2 separate regions of the Homo sapiens genome follow, and region 1 is linked to region 2. Evidence: read pairs that join two places in POLR2A ChIA-PET (ENCODE). Cell type or tissue: MCF 10A. All regions are shown on one strand.

What was found. Peaks named below come from ENCODE experiments on the same cell type or tissue, not always from the same donor. Only the 100,000 strongest peaks of a DNase experiment are listed, where the experiment ranks them.
Region 1: POLR2A ChIA-PET joins it to region 2 with 19 read pairs; 3 of 35 experiments call an interaction of 5 or more read pairs at or near these places.

The regions. Positions count from the first base shown.
Region 1 is chr3:149,175,249-149,183,248 of GRCh38, forward strand. It overlaps CP (ceruloplasmin), which reads right to left. Exons shown (of 19, transcript NM_000096.4): 14 at 6,757-6,885; 15 at 4,308-4,414; 16 at 3,167-3,383; 17 at 2,592-2,731; 18 at 1,002-1,164. Among named protein-coding and RNA genes, the nearest start is that of CP, 43 kb to the right of the region's middle. In MCF 10A, no CTCF peak of the experiment used is centred here; a DNase peak (open chromatin) is centred at 4,983.
Region 2 is chr3:149,242,119-149,250,118 of GRCh38, forward strand. It overlaps the pseudogene CPHL1P. Among named protein-coding and RNA genes, the nearest start is that of CP, 24 kb to the left of the region's middle. In MCF 10A, no CTCF peak of the experiment used is centred here; DNase peaks (open chromatin) are centred at 3,833 and 5,423.

The DNA of each region.
Region 1 (8,000 bases), 67 kb before region 2:
AGTTATTGGCGTTAAATTTAGTGGCTTGTCTGTTAGAGTCTTTGATATTCTAGTGTTATCAGTGACTGCTCTAATAAAAAGGGCATTAATGGAAATAGTTTTTCATGATGTAAGTTGTTTGTGTAAGACCCAGGAGCAGAAATTAAAACTTTCCATTTGCACTAAAGGTTAACCTTTCAGGGCTTTTTAAATCTTCAAATATATTTACATTTATATTTTCTTCATTTGTATGTTCCCTTTTTCCCCATTTTAGGGAGGAAAGACATAGATTGGTTTTCTTTACATAATTTCCTCCCTTTGAATTTACCATTTCTAATTACAACAATCCTCAACTCGAAAGACCCAGGAAAGACCAAAGCCTGCAGCCACAGTGCAGGAATCTTACCAAAAAAACTGTTCATTTTTCTCCATTTTAAGTGTGTGTGTGTGTGTGTGTGTGTGTACCTACACATGGGGAGGGTTATTGCAGGGGTTGGGGAGCAGTGCATTTAAATTTTGTTTCTTCCCTGGATCTTTCACAAACAATTATCGGTAAGGTTCCTCCTTCCCCTTGGAAGCACAGAAAAGACACTGCCTATTTGAAATTATATTATTTGGGGTTGTCTTGGGCTTCTCTTACATGGAGGTGCCACCTAGAAAAAAAATTGTTTTTTGTTAAGAAAGAAATTAGATTCTAAATGTGTCTTATGTAAATAATGGTTTGTTTCTTGGTAAATAACATGACTACTCCCTTATATCAGCTTTAAGTATAATTACACATTTGTATTAACTTAGAAATGACTGGTGCTGTTACAAGTACTGGCTGTCAGGAAATGAGCAGTATCCCTCACCATTTAGCAGGAAAAAAATCCTGTTTGGAGGTAGAGAAGGAAGAAATCAGGGCAGCAGATTCACAAATGCTTCATATTGATGCATCATATTGGGGGAAGTATTTAGGCAAAGTAGTTCCTTTAGTTATATCTTTTATATATGGCTTCTAGAATTACTACCTGGATATTCACCTTCATTTTGTAGAACGGTGTAAGTGGTTTCCATTCCAGCATGAATGTGGTCGGTCACATGGCAGTGGAGTAACCAAATTCCAGGTGTTCTTGGAAACATTTCTAGGGTTTGGTATGTTCCAGGGAAAATGTCAAAGACATCAGAACTATAAACTCCCCTGTGCTTAATTAGAAAAATGACAAATAATGTATAATATTGTATATGAGAGTTCACTCATGTCATTTGTTAATGTTCAGCTCAGGGATATTGAAAAAATGGATAAATCTGTTTTTAAAAAATCGAGCTCGTTTCTGTGTTTAATACAAATGGTAAAATGTGGTTTTTGTATTCCTAATAAGTCTTTGGTATCCACATCAAGTGGGTGTGAAAGAAAGATGTGATGAGAATGAATTCATCAATCAGGACTACCTACAAACCTCCTGTACCTTGATTCTGGTTTGCCTGTTTGTCATAGCACTTAAGCTACACAAAAGGAACTCAGCTGTGGCCCCATTTCAGCCCTAGCCTCACTTTTGCCTGAATCTGTCCTAGCTTGTCTGAAGCTTTAAGTCAAGGTAAATAATAAAGGAAGCAGAAAAGGAGGCTGATGAAAACGACAAAAACCAGAGGCACTTCAGGGAGTCTCGGCTGGAAACAGTAGTTGGGTGACAATAGTCTATTTCTGCAAGGATAGAATTGAAAGCCCACTAAGAATACAATATATCTATGTAAAACAAAATGCAGGTAACAAAACAGGCTTTCTGCAGTATGCTTTTTGATAACTTCTGCCTTTTCTAAATTAGCCCAAAGCATAAGGAAAAAGCATTTCCAGGAGGGCCACTGGCTTCTGCTGAAATCAGTACTGAGAAAGAATAGAAGTAAGATTGAGATGTACAGACCAGTTGCTTGTCACCTAACTGATCTTGCTCACCATGGGCCATTTAAGATACAGAACTTAGAACAGGCAGGGCAAGGGTTATAATAAAGTCTTGTTGTGGTCTCTACTCTCATCCATCATTATGTGAACATTCCTACCCTCTTTGTTAGCAATTCCGCTCAGTTGCCTTAATCAGGAATCTGAGCAGAACTCCATGAAAATTCAGTTAAAAATGCAAATCCTAGGAAGAGCTCAATGTGTAACAAAGGCTAGTGTGTCAATTGAAATTGCTGTGCCTTATATAGGCATCCCTCAGTATCTATGGAGGATTGGTTTCAGGAATGCCCCCATACCAAAATCCATGGATGCTCAAGTCCCTTATATAAAATGGCATATTTCCATTTAACTTATGCACATCCTTCCATATACTTTAAATCATCTCTAGATTATTATAATACCTAATACAGTGCCTACATATCATTTCATTTGCATGGATTCAACATAGTACTCAGTGCAGCAGATCCAAGTTTTGCTTTTTGGAACTTAGTGGAATTATTTTTTCCTGAATATTTTCAATCCATGATTGAATCCTGGGTGGGGAATCCACGGATATGAAGCACCGGCTGTACTCTTTGCAGCTTTTTTTCATAAGTCTCTCTGAGAAAATATTTTCTTCACTTGTATTAAAACATTTTCAAACAGAGCAAGAGTAATTGCCATGGATAGCTCTTACCTTGTATTGGAAGCTATGGCCGTGAAAATGTACAGTGTGTAAGTCTATTTCATTGCCCATTCCCATCAGATACCAGTTGACTTCATCTCCCACGTGCATTGTGAGGCCTTGTAGGTTTCCAAACATTCTTCCATTAATAGCTAGGGAAAGCATATGGTTTTATGTTACTTTTCAGGATATTTTAAACCAATAGCTATTTCAAAGAAAATATGATTATTAGGTTAATGTAAAGAATCTTTTTGATGTAATAGGACTTATTTTACTACAAATGAGAGAAATGGATACTTTAAAGTCAATAATATCACATTGCTTTTCTAGGCACTTTGCACCAAAAGCCTTAATCTTAGTTTTGGATTATTTCAAAGGAAATGAGATTTTGGAATTGGAAAATAAATTAGCAAATGATTTTGAACATAGTCCCCTTTTTGTTTTGAACAGGATTCTACCTGACATACAAAGTGAGGCAGAAGTGGTTTATTTTAAGACAAAACAAATGAATGGTCTCCAAAATAATTTTATTTGAAAGAGAAAATGATAAAAAAGTAGAAAAATTGTTTTAGAATAATGTGACATACCATGCATTTTATTGCTTTCTATGAATTCCTCATCATCTTTGTTTACTTTCTCGGGGTGATCAGAGTATGTTTTGATGTTGTCATCTAAGTACCAAGATTCATTCTCATCAAAAACTAGAAACAGAAGGGCAAATTCCAGTTTCCTTCTGGGATTGAATACTTTCAAGTAAGGTCTTCGACAAACAATCAGGGGGCCAATTAATCCACTGTAGAGGTCCTGGAAACAAGAAAAATCTTCAGTAACCCTTGTGAATTAGGTCAGGATTTCAGAGAACTGAGACTTTGCACCCAGGGCCTCAGGAATTTTGGAGAGACCAATTGAAGTAACAGACTTTGCCCAATGTGGTACTGCCAATTTAGTAACTTTTCACTTGAAGTAGTTAAATTGGAACAATGGTGAGTAGTAGGTAGGTCATGTGGGTGATGCTGACATAACAGAAATGTCTGCAGAGGCAAAAATTAGCTCAGCTAATGAGCAGTGATTTTAAAAGAATCCCAAATGAACAGTGTTGGTTTGTTCCATAAACTCATGAACTCTTGAGTGTGAGCCAAGCGCTATGGCAGTCCCTAAAAATCCATAGATGAATGAAATGTGTAATAATAAATAGGACCACAAATACCAGATTTACTCATTTGTTTGAGCCAGAACACTGAATTATCAAGGAGCTACTTCCCCCGGCTCACTCAGGCACTTCACCCACCTATCTATAACCGACTCCATTTCTTTTCTCCCTCCTTACAGTAGAGGTCCTTGAAATTTGCCTCACGTATTACAACGGCCTCCCAACCTCCAGTCTCTTCCCCCTCCAAGCCTTCCTTCATTCCACCAGAATGAAGGATCTGAAATGCAAATATACTGCCATTCTTGGTCAATTTTTCAGTGGCTACCTGTGACCCACAAGACAAAAATCTAAACTTCCCAAATATCTTGAAAGGCCTTTGAGCTGTATCATATTAGGAAATGTTAGATTTTTGTCTTGTGTGTCATAGGTAGCAGCATAGTTGCTAAAGTAGATTGCAAACAGTTTATTTTCCTAGGATTTTAACGTAGAATTGGACCACAGGAAAACACTAACCTTGTCTTCCTTCAATTGTGTGTCTATTTTGGGAAGTGTCACAAAACAAATGATTTGTATTTTACCTTAACTTGATCCACAGTTGAATAATAAGCCCATGGAATACAAGCAGAATCCTCTGTTCCAGCTCCAGATCTTTCTGGGATTTTCCATACGTAAGTGAGAGTTTCACCTAAATTCATCAAGTGTTAATGGATCTGGTTGTATTTGGTTTATATTGTACACACACACACACACACACACACACACACACACACACAGCCTTGATAACTAGGACCCAGGAACTGGAAATGTCAGTGTAATTAGTTTTTAAAAATTGTGGTACTCAAGATTGTTTTCAGGAATTTAGTTTTAAGATGAACTGGAAGACAAAATTTTGTCATTTTTTGGGTTAATTTTAAATTAGCTATAACCCACTTGCCATACCACAAAGCTAGGAGGTGTGTACTTCAATATTACAATTTGAAAAAACTTTGCAACCAATCTCTTCTTAGCTTGAAGTGTGTTTTCCTAATATACTTTTTTCTCTTCAGATACCAAGTGATTTTTCCCCAGTGGCTGGCACCTTTCCCGTAATCTCTGCATGTGTGTATCTGGACTATTTTGTGTAATTCCCTCAGCTTCAGCATTGGCTTCCTTTCCTTGTCCTCTCTCATGATCATCCTTAGTGAGCTCATGATTCCTGGCGAGGAGCCGTTAGACCTCTTGATCTCATGAGTCACCGACTTGACACAGTTATGTTTACCTCCCCCTCCAGTCCATCTCATTCTATCACACCATGTGCTGTTTTGTCACTACTCCCACATACAGGACATAACCACACCCTCGGCCTTGGCATTTTGAAGACGACCAGTTGCTTCACCCTCCTGCTTTGCCAAGGCTCTTACCCTTTTCCCATGTGCTCTAGGCTTTTCTCCAGTCTGATCTGCGTTTCCATTCACCTCAGGGCTTCCTGTGCAACTGCTCACAGGCCTCAACTTTTGGCCATGCCCACTCACCAATCCCAGCCACACTCATTTTCCATCCCATTTATTTAGACCACACCATTACATATTCATGCTATCACACTAACCTGCCAGAGTCCAACAGACATTCACTAGAGAATCAAGCAAGACAACAGAGATGGTCTCAAGTGATGTGGTAGACGTCTTACTTTTTCTTCAAGCCTCAGTCTGAGCTGTTCCTATGTCCTCACCCTTTTTCTAAGCAGAAAATTTCACTAGAATATAAAGTATTGATTCACCACCTGCACATATTACTGTCTGGCCATCTCTGCTTTTACTTATTCTCATAAGCTGCAAAATAACATTTTCTTCTCTTTTCCACACCCCTTTACAACCTGCTCTTCCACCAGTGGTCAGTGCCCAAAACCTTGGGGTCATGCTTGACTCCTCTCTTCCCTAACACTCCCTAGTGCCCATTTTCCAGCAGGTCCTTTTAGTACCACCTTTAAAATGGAACCAGAATATGATAACATCTCACCACTTCAGCCGCTTCCACCATATTCCAAATCTCGATGATGATGATGATGATGATGATTTTACCCAGATTATTGCAGTGGTCCTTAACTGACCCCAGATTCTGTCCTTGCCCCCTTAGGGTCACTTAACCACACATCACCAACAGCCCCTTAAAAGGTGTCCATCAGAACATCAGTCTTAAATCTCGAGTCTGAGGTCCTCCCTACTCCATCTGGCCCCTGCTCTCCCTGGATCTCATCTCTAGCATTCTGTCCCTTGTGTGCTTTTCTTTAGCCTCTGGCTGCCTTGCTGCTGCTCACACACACCAGGCATTGCTCCTGTCTTCGGGGCCTAGAATCAATTCGTGCACAATTACCTGAATTTCATTACTTCTCAAACTTTAGGTGTTTTCAGCAATGCCACCTCCTCAAGGAAGCCCTCCTGACCTCTCTACCTAAAATAGCACCCTTGCTACACCCTGCTAAGTTATTGAGAAATAGTATTTTCCTGGAAGCCAACTTTACAACTAATAGAAGAAAAATATGGTTCTTATTAAAGAAAATGCTCACCTATGTATATAATCTGTTCAAGATTTTACTCTATGTTTATTAAAGAAACATTTGATGATCTCCTAATATATGCCAGATACTGTACTAGATAGGGGGAATTTAGAGTTCCAAGTGGCAGCCTCTGGCCCTTAGAACCACATGTGCTAGAGACAGGCATGGGAACATCCAGCCACATATGGTGTGGTAGATGCCATTTGAGCTGTGTTCTAGCTGAGCGAGGAGACAGCATCTCTCTGATTCACGCTTGAGGATTCATAGATGTCTACTACCTTCAGGTTTTTCTCTTAAGCTCTCCTGTGGACTTTTTTTTTTAGTACAAGCATGTGCATGTACTTGCATACACACAGACACCTCCTTGCATCCCCTCTTCACAACTACCTCCCTTTTCACTTTCTTGGTCCAGACTCTCTATGATGAGAGTAATCTGTGGAAAGGCTGTACAGCCTGTTAAAATGCACCACCCCCACCCCCGCCCCCGTGAGTACCTGGTAATGTTGGAGTAACTGTAGAACTCTCTGTTTGTACCCCATGGGCATGTATTGAGTAGGGCCTTGTGGCCATGTTTTTAAAGATAATTTTGACTTTGTCTCCAACATCTGCATGAAGTTGTGGACCTGGCAAAAGTGAAGAGGAAGAGTGTCCAATCAGAAGGTCTAACTTAGTAATAAAAGCAAAGATCAGCAAAGATAACTTGTTTCTCTCCCCCATGGGTTTGTGGTATAATACTCTTGGATTTATACTGCGTCCCAGGGAATTTGGAATCAATACACTGGAAATAAAAATGGAGACCATTTGTTTATCTCTTAAGAGTTCTAGGGGAGGTTTGGCCTGAAAGTCCTTTGCAGAGTACCGGTCTAATCATGGTGGGTTGGATATCTGGCCAGGAGTCATTTATACCCCTCTCATTTCTACCCTTTATCCAATCTTAGCTTGTCTCTTGTCTGGTAGGATTTTTGTGCTCCAGCAACAATGCCATTTTGCCTTGGTGTCTTAGTCTAGGGGTTGAGGATAACCAAGCCTCAGGGGAATGCTGACAGTATGGGAACACAGTGGGGTGGGGATGGGAGTGGGGGTCCCTGCAATTGATAGTTTTAAAGAAATGTCTCAAGACCAGTGTTGCTCGAGTTCTAGACATTCTGTCTTAAAGTGAGTCCTAAAAAATTGAAGGCAGCTTTGCCCCTGCTTTGTGCGTGGTATCATTTTTTCTTTTATTTCCTGTTGTAATTAATTTCCTTTTGTATATTTCTTCTTGTAATTAATCATTTATATTTTAATTTTAAAAGTAAATAGCTGTAATTTGAGAGGAATGGGTAGGATAATGGGGATAAATTGGTTAAGAATTTTATTAGGGCCAGGTGTAGTGCCTCACGCCTGTAATCCCAGCACTTTGGAAGGCTGAGGTGGGCGGATCACTTGAGGCCAGGAGTTTGAGACCAGCCTGGCCAACATGGTGAAACCTCATCTCTACTAAAAATACAAAAATTAGCCAGGCGTGGTGGCCCATCCCTGTAGTCCCAGCTACTTGGGAGGCTAAGGTGGGAGACTCACTTGAGCACAGGAGCGGCAGGTTGCAGTGAGCTGAAATCACACCACTACACACCATCCTGGGCGACAGAGTGAGACTCTGTCAAAAAACAGAATTTCATTAGAAAATAGTTTCTGGGAACTTCACTAAAACTACAGGCATCAATTTGATAAAATATATATAATTTCATCAGTATACGGGACA
Region 2 (8,000 bases):
GTAATGTAAATAAAATATGAAGATTTTATATATATATATATATATATATACACACACATACATACACACACACACATACACACACACACATATCCTCTTTTTACTTTGCCGTTTTTGTGCATCTTTAAAATGTATAAAATGCATTGGTACAGTGGTGCAAGTATATAATCTATAACTATATAACTATATATCTATGGAGGCTGAGTTCTAATGCTTTCAGCTGATGGAGGGATGTAATAGAAGAAACTAGAAGACACTGCTCTAGACTAGTGCTTCTCACACTTTAATGTGAATATGGCCTGGGGATTTTGTTAGAATTCAGATTCTGACTTAGGTCTTTGAAGCCTGAAATTCTGCATTTCTAACAAGCTCCCAAGTGATGCTGATGCTGCTGGTCCTTGGGCCATACTTGGAGTACAAGTGCCCAGATGAGTGCCAGAGTTATTCCTAAAATCTATCCCCCCACGCCCTAGCTCAGTGTACTTGGTGCTTTAGTACAGTGGTTCTCTACAGGAGGTGATTTTGTTCCCCAGGGGTCATTTGGCAATGCCTAGAAATATTTTTGGTTGTCATAACTTGTGGGGAGATGCTACTGGCATCTAGTAGGTGGAGGATATAGATGTCGACAAACATCTACAATGCACTGGATAGCTCCATACAACAAAGAGTTATCTAACCTAAAAGGTCAGGAAGTTAAGAAACCCTGGTTTAGATCAAGTCTAAATTCTTAACAAGGTGTTTGAGGTCTTCCACAATTCTGTTGGCTCTTTCTTCCCAAGTGCTATGTGACTTAGATCACATTCTTCCATCTACTTGGAGTGTCATTTCCCTCCTTTTCTAACTGGACAGACTCCTATGAAACCTTAAAAAATCAACTTGAATGTCTCTTCCCTATCATGAAGCCTTTCCAAATCTTCCAAATAGGAATTTAAAGCACTGCGCTGTGTTTAAATTTCCGTGACAGCATCCCACCCCGCGTCATCCTCCTTGGATTGCAGCAATGCGCAAGTCTGGCGTCCCTTAGACTGTAAACAACATGAGGGCAGATGACCCATATTATGGGCCTTTGTATCTCTTTAGGGCCTCGCAAGGTGCTTTGTGCCCTCTATGACACTTATTAAAAAGACTATTGGTAAAATGGATGTCACCCTTGAATTAACTTTAAATTTACATATATTTCTAAAAAAGAGAAAAAACAACCTTAGAAGTGGGAGATTACTATATTTGAATTTGCCTTAGTTAAGGATCTTTTACCCAGTCATATCTCTGACCCCTCTCAGCTGAGCAGCTTAAGATGAGAAGTTTCCCTGGCTAAGAAAGTAAGTGAGATTGTTTATGTGCTTTCTATTGGAATAATTGTCTTGTTACTGTGATTCTAGAGTGGGGGAGGTCATCTAGATGTAAATAGATGCACCTAGTCACAGTCAACCTATAAAATAATTTTGGTTGATGAGCATGAAGTTTTCAAAAGTTCTGCCTGTGAAGGTAATGTGATGGGGAAGTGTGGGTGGGGCCATGTTCACTTTGGTTTGCCCCAAGCCCCACCTCTGTCTGTGTTCATCCAAGCAAAATACTTAGAAAATTATGGTAGTAAGTTCCTCCTGAAATGACAGCTGATGTTCCTATTTTTACATTGTCTACATAGCTCTAGAAAGCATGAGAATTTGCTGTGCTTGCTAAATCAGTAGTCTGTGGCATATGGGCAAGGTCCAGCACACTGCCTCTGTTACTGCAGCCCATGAGCTAAGAATGGTTTTAAAATTTCTAAATAGTTGAAAAAAAATTTAATAATATTATTTCTTGACATGTTTTATGAGATACAAATTTCAGCATCCATAAATGAAGTTTTTGGCTCTCAGCCACTTTCATTTGTTTTCCTATTGTCTGTGACCACTTTCATTCTACAGTGGCAGAGTAGAGTATGGCTTATGATAGAGACCATGTGGCCTGCAAGCCTAACTTCTTTACTATCTGGCCCTTTGCAGAAAAAATTTGCTGACCCCTGGTCTACATGATCCATACCAGTTATATGTAGTTGAATTCTATAAACAGTGTGGAGCGAGGCCCTTTCATCTGTTTCATTTGTGCAGAGCAACCTGTGGGTTACCATTGGTGAGTCAGTGAGTGAATGTTACCGTGCATTTGGTTGCTGAGTTGAAAATTATCATTTTCCTTGTCCACTTTGTTTGGTTTTGAAGCATAGGTGTTGATACTGTCTTCGAAGTACCAGGATTCATTCTCATCAAATATCATGAAGTGGAGAACACGGTGAACTATGTTGGGGTTGATGTCTTTGCGGCATACAGAGAGAGGGCCTACCAGTCCACTGTGAAGGTCCTGAGGAGGCAAAGCAAGATCGTTCACTGTGGCCACAACTAACATTTTCCCCCACAAAATAAAAGAGGTAGAATCCGGTTTTAGTTTTTAATGAGGTCAAATCCTGAGTTTTTAATTATCAGGATTCTGAGAGTGAAGAACAAAATATTTGACATGCTCAATGTTTGATTGAAGAAAAATTGTAACCTCATTCATTAGAGTTGAAGTCTAAAGAGAACACCAAACCTCTGAAAGGGATTTTAGATACATTTTTCAGTGGATTTAGCTCTATTTTTGACATTTTAATAAAAAAAGAATTTTGGTTTTAATTAGAATTCCTGGCATTGAAGTTGGTTGGCAGGAAGTCTAAAGGAGTTAGTCCCTTCACCTTTGTGCTTTTGCCCCTGCAGCAGCTTTTAGTTGAGAGTCTTGGTTTGTTTGTCTTCATTTTGTTTTTGAATTAAATCTCTGTGTAGATTCTTGTTCCAGGCAGAGTGGGCCAAGATAAGAGTTCAAATAGAATACTTGCACTGTTTTTTTTTTTTTTTAGTGCAAATAAACTTGAACCCTATAGTTGAGGGTTTTAAATATAAACACACACACACATACACCCCCCTACACACACAATATGTATATATATATTTCTTATTAATCATAGAATTATACCATTCTTTATTTATGATTACTATTGTTACTATTATTATTATTTAGAGACCAAGTTTTGCTGTGTCACCTAGGCAATGGAGTGACCATAGCTCAGCATAATCTTGAACTCCTGGACTCAAGCAATCCTCCTACCTCAGCCTCCCGTAGCTAGGACTACAGGCATGTGCCACTGCGCCTGGCTAATTTTAAAATTTTTTGTATAGACATCAGCCACCACATCCAACTGAATTTTAAAATTCTTTAGTGTATGTTGTTTTCTGTAATTCGAATACTATTCAGTGGAACAAAGTATAGTCTATTATTGTATAATTAGATATATTTTTCAATTCACAGTGAGATTATGCAAAGAATTATAAGCCTAAGTAATCATGAGGTAATAGTTTATTTTGCTCTTGAAAAATGCAGACCAATGTAGGAATAAAAGCTGAACAGTAATTAAGTTACTTAATAGAAAGTTTACATGGAACTAAGGTTCTTAAGAGCAATGATAAATACCTTCTTCCTTCCGTTATAATTTCTGGGAGGAGATAGGATAAGAACTGTTATTTGATTTAAAATTTACCTTAGCCACAGATACAGTTGAATAGTAAAACCAAGGTATGCATTCAAAGTCCAGTGAGGTAGGACCAGTTCTATCAGGTATCTGCCAAGTATATATTTGAATCTCTCCTGAAATAGACAAATGAAGTGTATTTAAATAGAGCTTTTAAAATCAGACTTCTTTACGGAGAACCAGACAATGAGCAAACACTAAAGCTATAAAAATAGTAGGCAGCATAGTCCTAGCTTTCACTTCTGGTTTCACTTCTTGCTTTGTGATCTTAGTCAATGTGGCAATTACTCAATGTGACAAAGCCTTGAATCCCTGCTCTGAACATTCCAATGTGTGGATCACATGTACCTCCTCCCTGCCCTCAAGGCTGTGCATATTAGTCCTATTGGATCTTAATTCTATATTCTATATTGCAGTGAAGTTCTTTTGCTCCCTCCCCACCGTAATTCTGTATCTCCCACTTCCACAGATCCATGGGAGTTATAGTCCTATGACATTAACCAACCCCACCTCCAGCTCCCAAATCTGTAACAATCTACTTAGCACTAACCCTTGCCTTCCAGTACATCACACAATGCCTGGCATACAGCAGGTAGAGTACTCAGAAGTGTTTGTGGAATGCATGTAGTAGATCCTTTCTTAACTAATCAGAGCAGTGGACTGACTTGCAAACTCCCTTGATATGAGACTTAACAGACCACAGGACTGCTTTTAAAAACAAAAAGAAACATTTCGCCCACCATCAAAGTCTATTGTCAGTCCCTCTGCTTTACAAATCTTTTCTTTCTGAATTTGGCTTTCATTGATACTCTTAATTTCCAAAACTACTTGTTTTGGTGAGCAACTATAGTGGACATTCTGATGCCACCCCTAGATTCCCAATCAAGAATGAAGAACATTTCACTCCAGCAGGCGTCAGCCTCCTTTAGAGAGAGCCTTGGCTGAAGAAAGCTACCTTGCTCAAGATTGCATCTAATGACTGCTTCAGGGACATAACAGCCCAGCTCTCTCACTCCAGCTTAGGAAAGCTGAAGGTCACCCTATCTTCAGAACTGTGTTGGCTGTGACTTCTGTTGAGGCTGCATCTCTGCTTAACCTCACTCCCTGTCCAATCCTACTCATTTCTCATTCTTTCCATATTAGTTGATTCCAAGAGCACTATCTACACACAAATCCTCATATCACAGTCTGCTTACTGGGCATTTTTAAGTAAAATATATTAATGTTCTTCTGAGTTAATTATGTTGAATGGCATGCTGTATAGCAGTGATTCCATTCCACGGAAATGTTAATACATGGGGTCCATCATTTCCTCTTATTGGCTCAATCCTCCCCCACTTTCTCACATATTGCATCTTGTACTCAACTCCTACTTTAGCACTTTAGTTGGAGAGATTGTATATAGTATAAGAATACCTGGCAGCTGGACAGGTACAGCGGTGGGAGGGAGGGTGGACCTAGAGGAGAAATTCATACACTGGGGAGGTAGGCCCTGAAGACCAAACCTTCACTTCACAGTTTTGCTCATGGTGCCCCAGCCTGGAAGTAAACTTGACTTGCAGAAGGAACTCCCCCGCCAAATGCTTTCTTCAGGCTCATCTTACTAGTCCACTCGTCTCTCTCATCTGGAACTGCACCCATATATTTAAAAGAACATTAGCCTCGTAGTCCTGCATAAAAGCTTTGGGGATTATTTTTCTCCCAAAGTAGTTACCTGGCTGAGTTGGAACAACAGTGGAATTATTTGTTTTCACTCCATGAGCATGAATAGAATACGGTCTTGCGGCTTTATTTTTAAAGATAATTTGAATTATTTGACCAGGGTTGAGCAATATTAATGGACCTAGGGAATATAAAAAGAAATATGTCTGAGTAATTGTTATTTATTTTAAATTATGAGTCATCTCTCTTCTTATTTACACAGTGACTTATTCTTATCCTTTTACTTAACATGCAGCCAAATGAAATAAAAACATTTAACAAGTAGATCATTGCTGATTTATGAAACATGATTTTTGCCTGAAATTTTTAAATCATTTAGAATTTTATGAGTTTTTTTTTTTTTTTTTTTGCCAGAAAACTTATTTTAATGAACAACGGTTTATGCCTAGGAAAACATACAATTTAAAAATGAAACCCTTTCTTTTCTTTCTTGACCAATCTCAACTTTCAAGCCTTTTATTCCCTTGCTCCTTATTCTACTGGAGGATTGCAAGGAGCTGCAAGGCCTGTTTATTGACCCAAAGTGATTTTCTCTCTTACAGACTAAAAACCTTCATTTTACTCTCTCTCCCTTTCATCCTAAGCCAGAAACTACAGGTATAAAATTCATTTTAAATCTTCTTTCTATTTGGAAGCAGGTTGAATTAGTGGCTCTGAAAAATTCTGAAACACAGGTGGTTTTGAGATGAGATAAGCAGCAAGAACTTTCTGCAAACTTGTGCTACAATTACTAAAATTAGAGCCCTGAAGATGCCTGCTGGAGGCTAAATGCTAGCTAAAGACAGGGCCTCTTTGCTCCCTGTGACCATTTCACCTCCCCAAACAATATGCATGGTTTTTCTTTTTAATAAAGTGTTTTCCTTTTTGCGTAAATAATAATAGAACCTTGAGGGTCAGATTGCGTTATTTATCTTCATGCATTCAGCCACAATCCTAGAGAAAACAAACATCCTGTGGTTACTAAAGATAGGGGCCCACTCAAAAGCAGCAGCAACAGGATAGCACAGGCTTCCCTCCAGGGCTCACAAAGAGACAAGCTCTAGAGGCTGACGGAGAGCAAAAAAGAGCAAAAATTCCTCTTCATCAGCATGTAAATCCATCTCCTCAGGATCCCACATCATAAAATAACCTCTAATATACACATAGATATTAAGACTGAAACAGGAGTTGGGCGTGTGGAAATGTCGCATGTGGGCACCTGGGATGACTCAGAGGTTTCCTACTTGATCTATCAAGGGTGGAAGAAAGAGTTGTACTTTTCCTCACTCAGACAGAAGACACTTAAATTTACATAAAGAAGTTCCTTTCCTCACTATACTAGGGTCCCCTGGGCTTTGTTTTAATTGTATTGAAATGATCCCTGCACGCTACTTCTAAACTCCTTTCTAGAATTTTTTAATTCTGAGAGCAAGAATCCAGGTAATCTGAAACTGAGCACATTACTTTTCTACATTCTCCTTATTTTTTAGGAAACAACACTTGAATCATTTTTTCCCCCAATGAAAATGCCTATCAGCAAACAAACCAGAATTACAGGTACTTTCCTCTGTTGAAGTAGAGGTTGACAATGGCCTCCATGTGTACAACAATCTCTAATGGCTGAGGACAAGAAAAACTCGAAAACCAATCTTATGGCATACCAATACCTAGTATATCGAGATGTTTTTCACCTTCATTCCTTTTTGTTTGATTTGTGAACGTGTTATCATCATATTGACGATATAAGACTTTCTTGTATTTGGACCCAAGAAGTGTTCCACTTCTGTCCACATACATGCTCGTTTGGCTTTAAGAAAATAAAAACAAAAACAAAAAAACCCCACAAAGTTAGTTAATTTAACCATTAATTTAGACAAAGAACTCATATGGAAGAACTTCTTATATCTAGAAGCTGTTTTACCTAAAAATGTAAGTCATCTTTTTAAAAATATATATTAATTCTAGCAAGATAGGTAGATATTCATTCTACATTTCAAAGCTTATTTTCAGGATAAAATTTAGTTTTTATAAATAAATATACAGTAAGAGAGAAAACCAGAGAGAGAAATCAAATTGTACAAAAAGAGAAAAACAGGTGTCTTTAATTTGAAGTTCTCAGAAGAATAGAGGTAGAAGAAAATGAAGACAAAAGAAACACCTGACTGTAGATACTGAATGTAGCTGAAGTTATGTCACTATTCCTGTGGTGAGATCAGACAGTAACATATGTCCAGGAAGGATGCAAGAAGTGAAAACTCAGGCAGGAAGAAATAAAGCCCATAAGTAAGTTATATAGATATTTAGAAAGATTTGAAGCCCTTTGCAATTGAATATGTCACACACACACACACACACAAATTTTGAAGTGATTTATAATGGAGAATATCCTAAACACACAAATACCACATCCACATATCCATTATGCACACGTACACCATAACAAACACAAATAAATATACCACACACACCCACCATACCAAACACAAATAAATACAACACACACACAGACACAGACACACACAGAGAGACTGAAAGGAAAGAGAGGAAGACTCAGAAAGAACCCTTAGAACCCTTCCCATTTAGAGACTGGAGCTATCATGGTACTTCTCTCTTCGTAAGTGGTGGAGTTCATTCTCCCACTTTCTACTAGGAGAATAATCCCATTCCATTTCCTCGGCTGCAATGGTAATAATTATTTTCTCCTCCTGGTATTGTGTTTGATCAGGGTTTGGCTTCCCACATTGCCTCACGTGATATTTATGTT